Linked DNA regions of Homo sapiens: region 1 is linked to region 2. A link is an interaction called in ENCODE POLR2A ChIA-PET data of the cell type or tissue named here. Cell type or tissue: PC-9. All regions are shown on one strand. Each heading gives the region's core, and the rest is flanking DNA. Links, peaks and the distances in the headings are about the cores only.

The links. ChIA-PET counts read pairs that join two places held together with the same protein. Peaks named below come from ENCODE experiments on the same cell type or tissue, not always from the same donor. Only the 100,000 strongest peaks of a DNase experiment are listed, where the experiment ranks them.
Region 1: POLR2A ChIA-PET joins it to region 2 with 17 read pairs; 3 of 35 experiments call an interaction of 5 or more read pairs at or near these places.

What each region holds. Positions count from the first base shown.
Region 1 is chr11:123,207,470-123,215,804 of GRCh38, forward strand. LOC105369540 (a long non-coding RNA gene) reads left to right here. Exons shown (of 2, transcript XR_948116.2): 2 at 1-250. It overlaps LOC105369539 (a long non-coding RNA gene), which reads right to left and starts at 315. Exons shown (of 2, transcript XR_948115.3): 1 at 1-315. In PC-9, for the core only: no CTCF peak of the experiment used is centred there; no DNase peak of the experiment used is centred there.
Region 2 is chr11:123,079,079-123,087,413 of GRCh38, forward strand. CLMP (CXADR like cell adhesion molecule) reads right to left here. Exons shown (of 7, transcript NM_024769.5): 3 at 5,434-5,635; 4 at 4,602-4,769; 5 at 4,007-4,129. LOC124902775 (a long non-coding RNA gene) reads left to right here. Exons shown (of 2, transcript XR_007062927.1): 2 at 3,936-5,799. Among named protein-coding and RNA genes, the nearest start is that of HSPA8, 21 kb to the left of the region's middle. RefSeq lists an enhancer at 4,543-4,837. In PC-9, for the core only: no CTCF peak of the experiment used is centred there; DNase peaks (open chromatin) are centred at 4,203 and 4,703; H3K27ac peaks cover 1,127 bases.

The DNA.
Region 1 (8,335 bases), core at 84-8,083, 130 kb after region 2:
AGTTCAAGATCTAAAAATGTGAAAGACCTAAACTGAAATGAATAGGCACCTCACTTGCTAAGAAGTAGGTCTACAAAGACATGTGATGTCATGTTCATTAATCGTTACATTGATTGTTACAAGATTTTTACACATTTGACAACAATTTACAGGCGAGTTTTTTTCTCATTGCAAGAATTCCTGATTATGCACAGTGATTGCCGAGAAATCATTGTTGGGCCAAATTTCAAAAGTAAAATTATAAAAAATACTGCAGTATTTTTATAGTTAAAAAAAAGGGATTGGGTGTATTTTAATATGCTTAATATGATGTGTGGAGGCTCAAAGGCCCATGAAGTCCTCAAAGTGTCCATGCTTGTTGCTTATAAGTTTGTTTTTTTCCTCCCTCCCCTCTTTTCCCTCCCTCCCTCCCTTCCTTCCTCGTTTCCTTTCTTTCTTCTTTCCTTCTTTCTCTTTCCTACCCTCCCCTAATTTCTCAATCTCTCTCTCTCTCTGTCTGCTTTCCGCCTTCCTACTGAGGTGCACAGTGTCACTGCTGTCTGGGACGGAAGCAGTATGAAATAGACAAGAAACCCTGTGGACTCAGATGGCTGTGTTCTTCCTGTGGGAACTTGGGTACAGTATGAACTCTCTGGTCCTCAGGTTCCTTCTTCACTTGTAAAATGAGGTGATAACAGTTGCTTCCAAGAGTTCTTGTGAAAATTACAGTAGTAAATGCTGGTTATTCTTGTTATTATTACTACTAATAATGATAGCAACCCACATTTCAGTAGTAATCACACACAGACATTCATATGTCCTCTAGCCACTGGAATGTCCCTGTTCTCAGATGTGCAGGAACTGTATCTATTTTTCTAGTTCTTTTTGTGCACAGGTGAGTAGAGTATCCTGTGAAGTCCTCAAAATGTCCATGCTTGTTGCTTATAAGTTTGTTTTTTTCTCCCTCCCCTCTTTTCCCTCCCTCCCTTCCTTCCTCTCTTCCTTTCTTTCTTCTTTCCTTCTTTCTCTTTCCTATCCTCCCCTAATTTCTCAATCTCTCTCTCTCTCTCTCTCTGCTTTCTGCCTTTCTACTGAGGCGCGGTGGCTCACGCCTGTAATCCTAGCATTTTGGGAGCCATGTGAGTGGATCACTTAAGGCCAGGAGTTTGAGACCAACCTGGCCAACATGGAAAAACTCCTTCTCTACAAAAAATACAAAAATTAGCCAGGTGTGGTGGTACATGCCTGTAATCTCAGCTACTCGGGAGGCTGAGGCACGAGAATTGCTTGAACCCAGGAGACAGAGGTTGCAGTGAGTCAAGATCATGCCACTGCACTCCAGCCTCGGTGACAGAGTGAGACTGTGTCTCGAAAAAAAAAAAAAAGAATAAAGAAACATACCCTAACATGGTCTGGTAAAGGAGCTATGAATATAATCAATAACTTCAGTAAGAACAGTGTGGGAGAACTGTCATTAGAGAAGTACACTCATCTTGGGGTCCAGGAGCATGAGGTCACATCTGTCAGGAGTGACCATGGAAGTCTTCACGGAGAAGGTGAAATTGAAATTGGGGCATGGAATGATAGGTACAATTTCTGCTCAAAAGTGATAAGCAGATGGAAGCCCAGTAGACAAAGAAGCTATTAAGGGTTTTTGACATGGGGAGCAACACAGTCAAAGGAAGATTGATTGGATTTACCTGTAAACACCTAAAGGAAAGGAATGGGATTGGAAGTGGGAGAAGGGTTGGGGGAGGGTGGGGAGAAAGGCTGGGGAGGAACTGGAGATGGAAAGTTTATCCGTAAGGCTTTCAGTATTCTAGGTGAGAGGTAAAGAGGCCACGTGCCTAGAAGAAAGAGATGACAAATGTAAATTTTTGAATAGAGGAAAAGATTTTTTTTTTTTATTTATTAGAGAGGGGCATAGGAGATGGTGGAGGATAGAGAGAAGTCAATCATGACTTTGATTTTAAGCCAGGATGACAAGAAGAATTATGGTTCTGGCCAGGCACAGTAAACAGAGCTCTCCCTCCTCTCCATCCCCAACCATCCAATTCTCTTCTCAAAAGGCAATCTCAGCTGGGTGCGGTGGCTCACACCTGTAACCCCAGCACTTTGGGAGGCTGAAGCAGGCGGATGACTTGAGGTCAGGAGTTCGAGACCAGCCTGGCCATAGTGGGTGTCTGAGGCAGAACAGCAGTTTGAACCAAACTTTTAGAGTGGAGATATTCTTCGAGGTCAGACTGGCTGCCTTAGCAACCTGAGACAGCACTGGCCTGCTGCAGGGGTTCCCAGACCTGGCAATGCAGAAGTCACAAGGGGAGTCTCAAAATGACTCTTTCTCCCCACCCCAAGTCAGCTTCATCATATCTGCGGTAGGTCCTGGACATCTGTTTTTAAAGTTTCTCTTCTCCTTCTGGTCTTAGCCATTCGTCTATCAGGGAAGAGGAGCTTTTGTCTGTTCAGAATTGGTCCTGGCTACTGACTGTAAGGCTGATACTATAGGCAAGAACCTAGTGCTCCTGGTTTTCTTCCTTTACTTTTTTTGGAGTTGGGGAAGAAAGAACTATGTGGGAGGCTGGGCCCCAGTCTGGCAGGAGTTGGGCAGAGAGGTAAAGGCAAGAGTCTCTGGCATGGAGCCTTCTGCAGAGAGGTGATGGTGAAGCTCTGGTCATGGGCAAAGGACAGAGCAGAGCAAAAGAAAGTTGGACATGAGCCCCATGCATCCCGCTGTGTCGCGATTCTCTCACACTGCCTCTGTTTTCAGAGAGAACGTGAGAGCAGGGATTCCATGAGAGCAGGGATTCCACGAGAGCAGGGATTTAAAAACAATCTCTCATGGAAAAATTTTAAACCTAAAAGGAAATAGAAAGAATAGTGAAACCTCTGTGTTTCAACTCCTCACTTTGACAATTATCTACACCAGGCTGATCAGTTTCATCTGCTCCATCTTTATCCGGAACCCCCTCGTCAACCTCCATCGTTCTGAAGCAAATGAGGAAAAAATATCAGACTGGCCATTCTGAGCTCCTGTTTTACAGTCCAGCAGCCCCTATGCTGGCAATAAAAATAAGCTCTGAGGATGGGAAGAAGGGATCAAGGAAGACTCATCAGTTTACCTTTAATTCCAATTTTATGTATTTATTATTATTTTTTTTAAATTTAAAGATGGGGATTTCTCTATGTTGCCCAGATTGGCCTTAAACTCCTGGACTCAAGTAATCCTCCCTCCTCAGCAATAGAAAATTTTGGGATTTCAGGCATGAGCTACAATGCCCAGCTTAATTCCTGTCTTTTTTTCTATTTTTTATTTTTTTATTTTTTTTTTCTTTGAGACGGAGTCTCATTCTGTCGCCCAGGCTGGAGCGCAGTGGCGTGATCTCGGCTCACTGCAAGCTCCGCCTCCCAGGTTCACGCCATTCTCCTGCCTCAGCCTCCTGAGTAGCTGGGACTACAGGCGCCCGCCACCACGCCTGGCTAATTTTTTTTGTATTTTTAGTAGAGACGGGGTTTCACTGTGGTCTCGATCTCCTGACGTCGTGATCCGCCTGCCTCGGCCTCCCAAAGTGTTGGGATTACAGGCGTGAGTCACCGCGCCCGACCAATTCCTCTTTTAAACACAAAGAAGCAGTCACTTATTTTGCCCCTTAAAATTGTCACCAAGTCTCCGTGCAACATATGCAGACTCTAACAAAGGGCAATGCAAAAGAAGCTCATCCCTGGATCAGTTAAAAATAAAAGGGCTGCAGTCTGTGCTTCCTAGAGTGTGTTCTGCATCCAGCAGCCTGATCCTAATGATAAACAAATAATATTCTACTCTGGGGGGCGGGTAAAGCTCTGGAGAGCAGAAATATGTGCACGGTTCAAGAGGCTTAGTGCAGTAGGCAGGAGCTGGGAGGCTTGGAGTCTGGGTGGTCTGCAAGTCACAGATTGTGGATGGAGACTGCTCTGGTTCCCCAACCCCCCTTCTCATGGAAATCCCTCTGTTCTGAGTCTGCAGCTCCCCTTCCCCTTGCTCTGCTCCCTTTATTCTGCTCCACTTCCATGCCCAATTATGGAGCAGAAAAACTAGAGGGGCAAAGGAAGGAGGGTGAAGGAAATTTGGAAAAACTCAAGTAGTCATACATATCCTTAAGCCAGTCAAGAAGAGGTGAGGCCGACGGCACTTGGGTGGGAGTGTACGCAAAGGGAAACGGCTGTCGAGAAGTCTGGGCATGACCGTGGCTGGGGAGTGGAGTCTCTGCTCAAGGCATGTCTTCTTTTGATCCCCATCCAAGGATTCCCAGTCCCTAAAGTGCCAAGAGGGCCTCAGCCAAGCGTGGACTCTTTTGTGCCTTTGTCATCGAGGTGTCATAAGCAACGCCACAGAAAGGTGCTAATAGCACAGTGCTTTTCAGACTGGGTTACTTCAGCCTCTTGGATTAGGGGAACTACAGAAGATTTATGGAACACCTTGATGGGATTCAATTTTACCAAAGACTTTTTTTTCAGGGGGGATTGCTATTTTTAGTATTAAAATAATTGTGAGTATATGATGAAATAGAATGTAAAATTTTAATGAATTTATGAAGATAAACACAAGAATTTAAAGACGTGTCCCAATTCTAGTGGCCTATTTAAAGAGGTATTTTCTTTCTCCCGTCCTTAGGAGTATTTGGGGAGAATGTGACGGGAGCTGCCCGATGTTCCCGGGGATCGATGAGCTGTTAGGGTTCTGGGATCTCCGCCCACCTGACTGGTCATCTCTTATTTCCTGTCAGCCCGTGAGGCTGGCTATTTCATGGTCTCCTGGGATGGGCTCACCCTTTCCTTTCTCCAAGCTTTTGTCCAAACAGTCACTTATGTTTGAGACAAGCTATCACCTTCTGACAACCACATCATGTCTCTTCTTCTCTTTACAATGAAATTGAAGGTCATTTTTTTCCCAGGAAGATTTCTCCGACTAAGCTAGGAGAACTGACTCTCCAAAGAGAATCTATAAGAATACCAGGCTGGGATGCCAAAACTACATGCTGATACAAAGCATTTGCAAAGGTTTGTATAAAACTTATTGCACAAAACTGTCAAATGCCTGTCTTATTTAGTAATCATTAAAACCCCATGAATTATACAGGGCAAGGATTATTTATAATTCTCATCTACCAGCCAAGTGATGGAGCATGGCAGAGGTTAAGTAACTTGCCCAAAACCACACAACTAGGAAGTGGTTCTTTTGACTCTCTAAAGAAAAATTATCCAAAACTTGGAAATAAAGGGGGAGAGTGACTGCGTGTTCTCTCAGTGTCACACTGGGGCACTGTTTAAAAACTCTTCTAAAGATTATTTAGTTCTGTAGGCAAAGTCAGCTTCCTGGGCATGCAACCTGTGCCATCATTATCCTAAACTCAGAACCCTGAGTTTAGGGGGGCCCCTCATTTGTTTAATGCTCAGCTGTTGCTGTCTTGAAATTCTCTTTTTTTTTTTTTTTTTTTTTGAGACAGAGTTTCACTCCTGTCTTCCAGGCTGGAGTTCAGTAGCACCATTTCGGCTCACTGCAACCTCGGCCTCCCAGATTCAAGTGATTCTCCTGCCTCAGCCTCCCAAGTAGCTGGGGTTACAGGCGTCTGCTACCACACCCGGCTAATTTTTGTATTTTTAGTAGAGACGGGGTTTCACCAATGTTTGCCAGGCTAGTCTTGAACTCCTGACCTCAAGTGATCTCTCTGCCAGAGCCTCCCAAAGTGCTAGAATTACAGGCATGAGCCACCATGCCCGACCTAAATTCTTCAAAATTTTTGAACAAAGGCCTCTGAATTTTTTTTGCACTGGGTCCAGCAAATTGTGTAGTTGATTCTGTCTCCAGGATAATAAATATCCCAACTGACCTTGTTATTTGCAATTAAGGGCTCAGCTCTGTGAAGTTGCCTGTTAACCTGTAGATATGGATCCGGTAGGGAAGCAAATGATTTCTGTCCATTAGCAAGTGTAATCTATACTTTTATTGCCCTGTGGAACATTAACTAGATTTGTCCCTGACTTTAAAAAACTTCCTGCGGTGCGCCTTTCCCTACGGGCTATAAAAACCCTGCTTCCTCAATTGCTCTTGGCGTCAGCTTTCCCATCTTACTGATTCCCTTTATGGATTAATAAATTAAATGACATCTTTGACAAGTGCTCATTTTATTCTGGAAGAGAATTATGTTTTTAAGTCTTTTCGGGAAATTATGCTTTGAAAGCTTTGCATTCCAAGCTCCTTCCATCATATTATGCTACTGAAGTCGCACTTTTCTCTTCCATCTGCTGATCGGGAGCCCACGCCGAGTCTGTTTGCGCACTGATGTTTACGCATTTTAGGCACAACTATTATTTTTGCTTGTCTTCTCACTCTTGGTATCCTGTAAATTCTTTTAAAATTGTATTTACTGATTTTTAAAAAGTGGATAATACATCCGCATGGTTCAAATTCAAAAGTTCAAAGGGTATATAGTGAAAATTTCGCTCCCATCACTATCCCAGGCACCCAGTTTTCTTCTCCAAGACAACATGTATGACTTCTACCATTTAATTTTACATATACCTTCAAATATGTGTATATATTCTTTTTGTTTGTTTTTTTCTACAAATAGTAGAACGAATATTCATATCATTGTCCTGCAACTTCCTCCTTTCACTTAACAATATATTCTGGAGGTTATTGAATTTTAGTGCATAAGGAACAAAAAACTGAAAAAAACCTCCCTCATTGTTTTATGGCTATATACTATTCCACTGGATAGGTTTACCATAATTTAACCATTATTTTATTTATGTGTGTGTATGATCTAAATGCCTCAAAGTGGATCTTATTAATAGATATTTAGTTGTTCACTATTGTTTGATATAATGAGCAATGATGCATTGAATAACTGTGTACATATATAGTTTTGCATGTGTGTATATGTATATATATACATATATATATACACACACATATAGATATATACATATATACATGAGATAAATGCCCAGAAATGAAATTGGTTGGTCAAAGAACATATACATTTATAATTTCTGACGTTTTTGAGAAATTACTCTCCAGCAAGGTTGTATCAATTTATTTCCACTTCTGCCGGGAATGTTCCAGAGCCCTTGCCAACACCACAACAGAGTGTATTTTGACATTTTTCAACTTCGAGATGGGAGATGGTATCTCATAGTTTTTACTTGCATTTCTTTAGTTAATAATGAGATGAAGCTTTTAAAATATATTTGAGAATAATTTCTTTTTCTGGGAACTGCCTTTTCATATCCACTGCCAATTTTTCTATTCGCTCACTAGTCTGTGATATAAGTGGTAAATATCATCTTCCCCTAGATTGTCTTTTTTAAAAAATAAAAAACTTTGTTTATGGTGGTTTTACTATGTGGACTTTTGTTTGATGCTGTCGAATTTGTCAATATTTCTTTCTATGGCTTCTAGTTTTCTGTCAGAGTTAGAAAGGTTTTCCCCAACTGGGATGATGAGAAAGAACCCTCCCAGGTTTCTTTTGGTAAGTTTATGGTCCCATGTTTCACATATAAATCTTTGATTCATTTGGAGTTTATTCTGGTGTTAGATACAAAATATGATTTCAACTTTATTTTTTCCCAAATGGTTCCCATATTGTCCCTAAGCTGTCTATAAAATAATCTTTTTCCACAGATTGGAGATCTCAGCTTGATTATTCACTAATTTGCCATATGTACTTGTGTTTGTTTTTTAAGTTTTCTCCCCATGCCATGATCTGTCTGTTTATTGCATGAGTACTGTATGATTTATGTTAATGTAACTTTAGAATATATTTAGTATCTGGTAAGGCAAGTGCTCTCCTTATTATATTTCTTTTCCTTTTTTTTTTTTCTTTTTGAGATGGAGTCTCGCTGTGTCACCCAGGCTGGAGTACAATGGCGCTGATCTCAGCTCACTGCAACCTCCGCCTCCTGAGTTCAAGGAATTTTCCTGCGTTAGCCTCCTAAGTAGCTGGGATTACAGGCGCACACCAACACACCTGGCTAATTTTTGTATTTTTAGTAGAGATAGGGTTTTGCCATGTTGGCCAGGCTGGTCTTGAACTCCTGACCTCAGGTGATCTGCCCACCTCGGCCTCCCAGAGTGTTGGGATTACAGGTGTGAGCCACCACGTCCCGCCCCTATTATATTTCTTTTAAAACATTTCCAGGACAAAACTTAATGTTTCTTTTTCCATGTCAACTCTAGAATCAGCTTGACTAGTTAAAACAAAACAAAACAAAAAACAAATTGATATTTCATTGAGAGTGCATTGCATTTATGGATATGTTGGGGAGAATTGGCTTCCTAATAATGCTACACTTGGCTACCAGAAATCATGATAAGCCT
Region 2 (8,335 bases), core at 122-8,121:
GAAACAGGTTCTTAATCATGATACTGGTTACACAGTTATCTTCACTTTTGAAAATCTATCAAGTTGTACACTTATCCTTCTTCTTTGTATAAGTTTTACTTTAATATATTTACCCCTCAGAAATCTATAGATAAATCTAAATTGTGCTACTAATGTATATGTTAGTCAAAAATGTAAAAGCACCTGTTTCCTCATAACCTTTCTAATATAGATTCTACAGTTTTTATATTTACTAAACTGATAGCTTAAAATTAAAAGGGTGATTTTTTTTTCTCAACCTAGTGGGGAAAAAAGGATTTTTGGGGGCCTCTTTATTCATGTTTATTCACCATTTTTTATTTCTTTTCCTGAAAACTGCCTGTTACTTTTTTTGTTTTGTTTTGTTTTGTTTTTGAGACGGAGTCTCTCTCTGTCACCCAGGCTGGAGTGCAGTGGCCTGATCTCAGCTTACTGCAACCTCCACCTCCCAGGGTCAAGCGATTCTCCTACCTTAACCTCCCGAGTAGCTGGGATTACAGGCATGCCCAGCTAATTTTTTGTGTGTTTTTAGTAGAGACGGGGTTTCACCATGCTGGCCAGGCTGGTCTCAAACTCCTGACCTCGTGATCCGCCCGCCTCGACCTCCCAAAGTGCTGGGATTACAGGCGTGAGCCACTGCACCCGGCCTGACTGTTGTGTTTTTAAGAAAAATTATCTAAACTTGGAAATAGACAAAAGAACTACAGAACTTGGCAATTTACAACTCTGTAGGGGCAACTTGTAGACCTCTGTCTAGTAGAGATGGAAATAATTTATCCACCAGTTAAACAGATGACCCCAGGAATTAGTCTGCGACTTCGTAGCTCGATGTCAAATCCAGCAATCTGTTAATAGTAATAATAGCTAGTGTTACTGAACACCCACCATGTGTGAAGCCCTGTTCCTAGGCTTGACTGGTGTTGGATGATCTGCCTCTGAAATGGCTCATTCACATGGCTGTTGGCTGGAGGCCTCAGTTTCCTCACTTAAAATAAAACATAAAACATGGGCCTCTATATAAGGCTCTTAAAGCAGCTGGCTTCCCATAAAGTGAGTGATCTAAGAGAGAGAGGATCTGAGTGATCTGAGATCTAAGAGATCTAACATCTAAGAAAGCAAACTGCAGTGCTTTTGCAGATGCAACATACCATCACTTCTGCTGTATTATACTCATCAGAAGTGAGTCACTAAGTTCAGATCACACTCAAAAAGAGGAGAATGAAGGTGTACTTTTTTTTTTTTTTTTTTGGAGATGGAGTTTCGCTCTTGTTGCCCAGGCTGGAGTGAGTGGCACAATCTAGGCTCACTACAACTTCCACCTCCCGGGTTCAAGTGATTCTCCTGCCTTGGCCTCCCAAGTAGCTGGGATTACGGGCATGTGCCACCACGCCCAGCTAATTTTCTATTTTTAGTAGAGATGGGGTTTCACCCTGTTGGTCAGGCTGGTCTCGAACTCCCAACTTCAAGTGATCTGCCCGCCTTGGCCTCCCAAAGTGTTGGGATTACAGGTGTGAGCCACTGCGCCTCGACAAAGGTATATCTCTTGAAGGGAGAAGTAGCAAATCATTACTTGGACATATTTTTAAAACCACCAGAATGCAAATTCTAATAAGTAGAGTATATAAATACATAATAAAGAACTCTTTCAAATCAGTGGGAAAACAGCTAAACCAAAATAGGCACAGAATGTTGAAGTATAACTTTGAAAAAAGTAAAATACTGATTCCGACAAATTAAAGGTTTTATTTAACTTATTAATAAGGGGGCGCTGGGTGTGGTGGCTCACACCTGTGATCCCAGCACTTTGGGAGGCCGAGGTGGGCGGATCACGAGGTCAGTAGTTTGAGACCAGCCCGGCCAACATAGTGAAACCCCGTCTCTACTACTAAAAATACAAGAATTAGCCAGGTGTGGTGGCACACACCTGTAGTCCCAGCTACTCGCTACTCGGGAGGCTGAAGCGGGAGAATCGCTTGAACCTGGGAGGTGGAGGTGGCAATGAGCCAAGACCACGCCATTGCACTGCAGCCTGGGTGACAGAGTGAGACTCTGTCTCAAAAAAACAAAAAACAAAAAAAAACCAACAACAAAAAAAAACAGGGTGGGGGTTAGGAAAATGTTAAAAGTGGTCCAAAGAGCATTTGAGAAATTAGAGACAATTTAACAAAGATGTTATGGAGACAATGTAACAAAGATTAATATCCATGCCCTGCTTCCTTTTGTCTTTCAACTTGGTTTATCCTGTCTTTTTTCAAGACTCAATCTCTAGATTATAAGCCTGGCATACTATTTATTGCACCAAATAAATTTTAACACTGCAAACATGGCTTGTGGATATAGGATTTGGTCAAAAGTCTGAAGTTACTAAATTGATTAAGGAGAAATAATAATAATAGCTAATGTTACTGAACACCCACTGTATGTCAAGCCCTGTTCCTAGGCAGTTGTAAGTAAATGTGTTCATTTACTAACTTTTCAGAAAAACTCTAAGAGGCCAGGTGGCGTTGCGCATGCCGGTAATCGCAGCACTCTGGGAGGTGAAGAAGGGTGGATCGCCTAAGTCCAGGAGTTCAAGACCAGCCTGGCCAATGTGGCAAAACCCTGTCTCTACAAAAATTAGCCAGGTGTGACGGCATGTGCCTGTAATTCCAGCTACTCAGGAGGCTGAGGCAGGAGAGTCGCTTGAACCCGGGAGGCAGAGGCTGCAGTAAGCCAAGATCACACCACTGCACTCCAGCCTGGGTGACAGAGCAAGACCCTGTCCAGAAAAAAAAAAAAAAAGGAAAAAAAGAAAAACTCTATGAGACAGTTAACTATTATTCTCCTTTATAGATTGGGAAATATGCCTAAGGTACTACAGAGTTAGTGGTAGCTGTGATTGAAATCCAGGCAGTTATCTGACTCCACGGCTGATGCTCTTAGTCGCCTACTACTGTCTCTCATCTGTACTTGAAGCAAATCAAATTCTTGATTATAACACATGTACACACGTGTGTGTGCATGAGCACATGCACATACACACTCACAAACACTCTGTGGAGGGGAGAAATCTCATCTACTTGCCTAGAATGGTAGTGGCATATAACTAACTAGCTGCACGGTTTTGTTTGTTTTTGTTTTTAGGAATGGTGTTTATTTAGTACTCCCCTGGATATAGTGAATTTCTTTAGGGGGCTGGCTAATTCACATGTTTGTAAATACAGAGTCAACTGGTGTGTTTTTGTTTTTTTTGGTTGGAGTCTCGCCCTGTTGTCCAGGCTGGAGTGCAATGGCACCATCTCGGCTCACTGCAACCTCCGTGTCTCAGGTTAAAGCAATTCTTCTGCCTCAGCCTCCTGAGTAGCTGGGATTACAGGCACGCATCAGCACACCTGGCTCATTTTTTGTCTTTTAGTAGAGATGGGGTTTCACCATGTTGGTCAGGCTGAACTCCTGACCTCGTGATCTGCCTGCCTCGGCCTCCCGAAGTGCTGGGATTACAGGCATGAGCCGCCACGCTGGGCTGGTTTTTTTTGTGTGTGTTTTTTTTTTTGAGAGGGAGTCTCAGTCTGTCACCCAGACTGGAGTGCAGTGGCGTGATCTTGGCTCACTGCAACCTCCGCCTCCCAGGTTCAGGAGATTTTCCTGCCTCAGCTTCCTGAGTAGCTGAGATTACAGGCGCCCACCACACCCAGCTAATTTTTGTATTTTAGTAGAAACGGGGTTTCACCATGTTAGCCAGGCTGGTCTCAAACTCCTGACCTCAACTGATCTGCCCACCTGGCCCTCCCAAAGTGCTGGGATTACAGGTGTGAGCCACTGTGCCTGGCCAGTCAATTGTTGAGTGGTCTTTGCAACTACTGAATTTATTTTGGTGATAGCCATATCCTTCTGGAGATAAAGATTTTGACCTTAACCTTACTCTTACTTATGATTAGAATGTCTTAACATTGATCTACAATGCAAAAACAAACAGAAAAATGAAACTAAAACCTCTTTGGATGCTTACACTGTACAGTTACTCGCACCACACAGCTTTCCTTCCCAGCTTCGTTGCCTGCTGTGCACTGGTACAGTCCAGAGTAGGACATGGTAAGATTCTGCAGCAGAACTCGTCCAGGGTGGTTGTAGTCTGCACAAGCAGAAAGAATGACTGTAAATCCCTTTAGTGATGGTATCTATATTTATTGTTTACTTTATTGTATCACTGAGCTGAGATTCCGTAATGCTATTTGATAAGAATGAAATGATGGAAAAGATATCCTTTGGGAACATGAGAAGAAAGGTAAACATTTTTTTTAAGTTGTAGCACATCCTCAAAAGTTACAAAAGATTGTGAACATTTAAGGGATACTAAACATAATATTTAGATATAGTGGATTTATGTAGTACATTTCTTCCAATCTCTTTTACTACTTTTACATGTCATTTGAGGAAAGGAAAGACAGATTTTCTGTTCTAGTTAATGGATTTTAAAAATGGCAGTTCAGGAGGTTCAGCAGGGTATTTCAGGTCACATAGTGAGTTGCTGAGAAAGCTGATTTAGAGCTCACGGATAGAGGACTATTTTGTTGGCTCAATAGATTGGTAGGAAGATGACTTACCAATCCTAGATTTGGGAGGCAGACGTTCATCCTCTCCCTCTTTCTCTCGGATTCGCTGCCAGTAATACACAATGGGCTCTGTGCCAGAGGATGACTCACACTGCAAAGTCAGGTCACTTCCTTCTGTCAGCTCTCCTTCCAACTCACACTTGGGCTTGGATGGTCTCACTGGCAACAGCAACAACAAGCAAAAGTGTAGTGATTCAAAGATCCCCAAACACCAGATTCAATGGAAAAATTATGTCCTATTGAGTTGCTTCTCCAGCCATCTGTTTTGGTCAACTTTTGAGTGGGGATTCAACTAGCCTTGCTTTACACTACCCCCACCAAAACATCCACCTCCATCCCCTAAGCACACATACCCGCAACTCCAGTGGTGCTGTTTTAATTTTTGGGGCAGAGGCTGCCTCATTACTTCTCAAAGAAGACACATTATTATTGGACATTTTAGGAAAGTTGAGCATGGTTTTACTGATACAGAAGTGTATTAATTTGGAAGCAATTAAGTAGAACTTGGTAGCTCTTGCTGTCAAAAAACAGAAATGAATTTGAATCATATCTGAGAGACTTAAATATGAAGATCCCACTTAAATATTAGAGAATATGTTTTGTAATGGACAACTATGGAAAATTGCTCTTATATTTTCATTTTTTATTATGGCTATAATACAGAAGATACACATTTCTTTCCAGGGAACTGGACGAGGTGACCTCTGAATGTGTAATCCAAAGTACTGAACATGATGTTTTGTACCACCGTGATGCATATGGCTATCCCTCTTAGATACCTTAGAAATAAGCTGTAGACATTCACTTTGGCATCCTATCTTACCTAAGACTTTTAAGATGACATGGCTCCACACGTAGCGCCCTGAATTCTTAACCTTACAGGTGTACCGGCCCTCATCACTGGGCTTCAGAGGTTCAATCTGCAAGGAGGCATCTCCTGCCAGGAAATTGGAAGCAAAGGCCACTCGGCCCTTCTGTTCCTCAGTCAAGTTATTGTAGACATGACGACTGGAGTAAGTGATCACCTGTGGGATAGACCGAGGCAGAGTCAAGCAGCGTAACTCTCAGCCTGCCTTTCCTGATGGTGTGAAGAAGAGGAAAGGGAGTACTCCCAGTGGCACAAAGTAGTCAAGCCTGGGGCTGAGAGTCCAAGAGACCTCTGTTCTAAATAAAAGTTAAAAATACAGTACATTTGCACCTAGGCCTTGCCTCTCCTTCCAAAAATAATAACACTTCATGTTTGTGTAGCATTTTAGTTATAAAGTATTATATTAAATGCTCAGAACCACTCCATCTTACAGGTAAGGAATTTGAAGTTTGACTTACATACTGAAGTTCACACAGCTAAGTCAAGGAAAGGAGGAAACCATGCAAGTGTACAGCTATGCATGTATTAAGCATAGACTTATGAAAGGAAAAGAAACCTCGGGACCCCTCGGGAAGCCAAAGGGAAGGTCGAGCTTGGAACGATGTCGGCAAACCTGCCTCCCATTCTTTTTTTTTTTTTTTTTTAAGTATTTGAGAGACTTCTATGAGACAGGACTGTTTCCTTGGTTTTATTTATTTATTTATTTATTTTTGAGACAGTCTCGCTCCGTCACCCAGGCTGAAGTGCAGTGGCACAATCTTGGCTCACTGTAACCTCCGCTTCCTGGGTTCAAGCAGTTCTCCTGCCTCAGCCTCCTGAGTAGCTGGGATTACAGGTGTACACCACCATGCCCGGCTAACTTTTGTATTATTGGTAGAGACAGGGTTTCGCCATGTTGGCCAGGCTGGTCTTGAACTCTTGGCCTCAGGTGATCCACCCTCCTTGGCCTCCCAAAGTGCTGGGATTACAGACATGAGCCACCACGCCTGGCCTGCCTTCCATTCTATTCCTGAATAAGAAATAAGATAGCTACAAAGATAAAAAAAAAAAAAAAAAAAAAGCTTACAGTACTCCTGCACAATTTGCCCACAAGGTGACTGCTTGTGGACAAAGGACAGACAGAACTCACAGTTACCCCTCTGCACACATGAGATAAATGCATATCTGATTGCTTCCTTTGCCCTATTTCACTAAGCCGAACTAATTTTTTATGTTTTTTTTTTTTTGTTTTTTTTTTGAGATAGAGTCTCACTCTTGTCGCCCGGTCTGGAGTACAATGGTGCGATCCTGGCTCACTGCAACCTCTGTCTCCTGGGTTCAAGCAATTCTTCTGCCTCAGTCTCCTGAGTAGCTGGGATTACAGATGCATGCCACCATGACTCGCTCATTTTTGTATTTTTAGTAGAGCTGGGGTTTCTCCATGTTGGCCAGGCTGGTCTTGAACTCCTGACCTCAGATGATCTGCCTGCCTCAGCCTCCCAAAGTGCTGGGATTACAGGTGTGAGCCACTGCGCCTGGCCCTAATTTTTTATTTTAGTAGAGATGGGGTTTCACCATTCTGGCCAGGCTGGTCTCAAAGTCCTGACCTCAGGTGATCCACCCTCCTCGGCTTCCCAAAGTGCTGGGATTACAGGTGTGAGCCACTGCGCCTGGCAAATCTCTTCTTTGGTTCAAGTGATTTATAATCAAGTGAGATTAACAAGGAAAGACTATTAAACAGAGAAAAAGAAATGATTTATTTGAAATAGTATCAAGGAGAGTGTCCCAGACAAGTTGGTGGCATTTGAGCTAGGCTTTGAGAGGCAAGGAGAAAAGGCCTGGAGGGAGCATTCCAGCTACACAGAAGGGCACTAAAAAAGGCATGCAAGCATATGGGCATCTCCCAGGCACATTTCAGCTGCAGCTGTTCCAAATTGTTTCACTCAAGCCCTCAACCCTGCCTTTGATCACGTGTTGCTCCACAGCTCTTCAGAGCCTTTCCTGAGAAGGTTCTCTCAATCAGATAAAACCTATGAACTCTGACCCAGAAAAAACTCACATATTATTTTGCAGATAATTCCATGGGGTTCCTAGCACTCAAGGGAAAGCCCTCTGCTTTAGGCACAGATGGGGAAGAGCTAGGATCACAGCCCTTCTCCTGGATGTGGTACTTGTTTGTTCTAAATATTTGTGGGGGCCAGATGCGTGGTGGTTCACGCCTGTAATCCAAGCACTTTGGGAGACCAAGGCTGGTGGTTTGCTTGAGCCCAGGAGGTTGAGGCTATAGTGAGCCAAGACTGCGCCACTGTACTCCAGCCTGGGTGACAGAGTGAGACCCTGTCTCAACAAATAAAATTTAAAAAAAGAAAAAAATGTAACTGGGTGCGGTGGCTCACAACTGTAATCCCAGCATTTTGGGACGCCAAGGCAAGCAGATCACTTGAAGTCAGGAGTTTGAGACCAGCCTGGCCAACATGGTGAAACCCTGTCTCTACTAAAAAATACAAAAATTAGACAGGTGGCCTGACGTGGTGGCTCACGCCTATAATCCCAGTCCTTTGGGAGGCCGAGGTGGGCAGATCACCTGAGGTTGGGAGTTCAAGACCAGCCTGACCAACATGGTGAAACCCCGTCTCTACTAAAAATACAAAATTAGCCGGGCGTGATGGCGCATGCCTATAATCCCAGCTACTCGGGAGGCTGAGGCAGGAGAATTGCTTGAACCCGGGAGGCGGAGGTTGCAATGAGCCAAGATCACGGCATTGCACTGCAGTCTGAGCAACAAGAGCGAAACTCCGTCTCAAAAAAAAAAAGAAAGAAAGAAAAAACTAGGTGTGGTGGTGTGCGCCTGTAAACCCAGCTACTCAGGAGGCTGAGG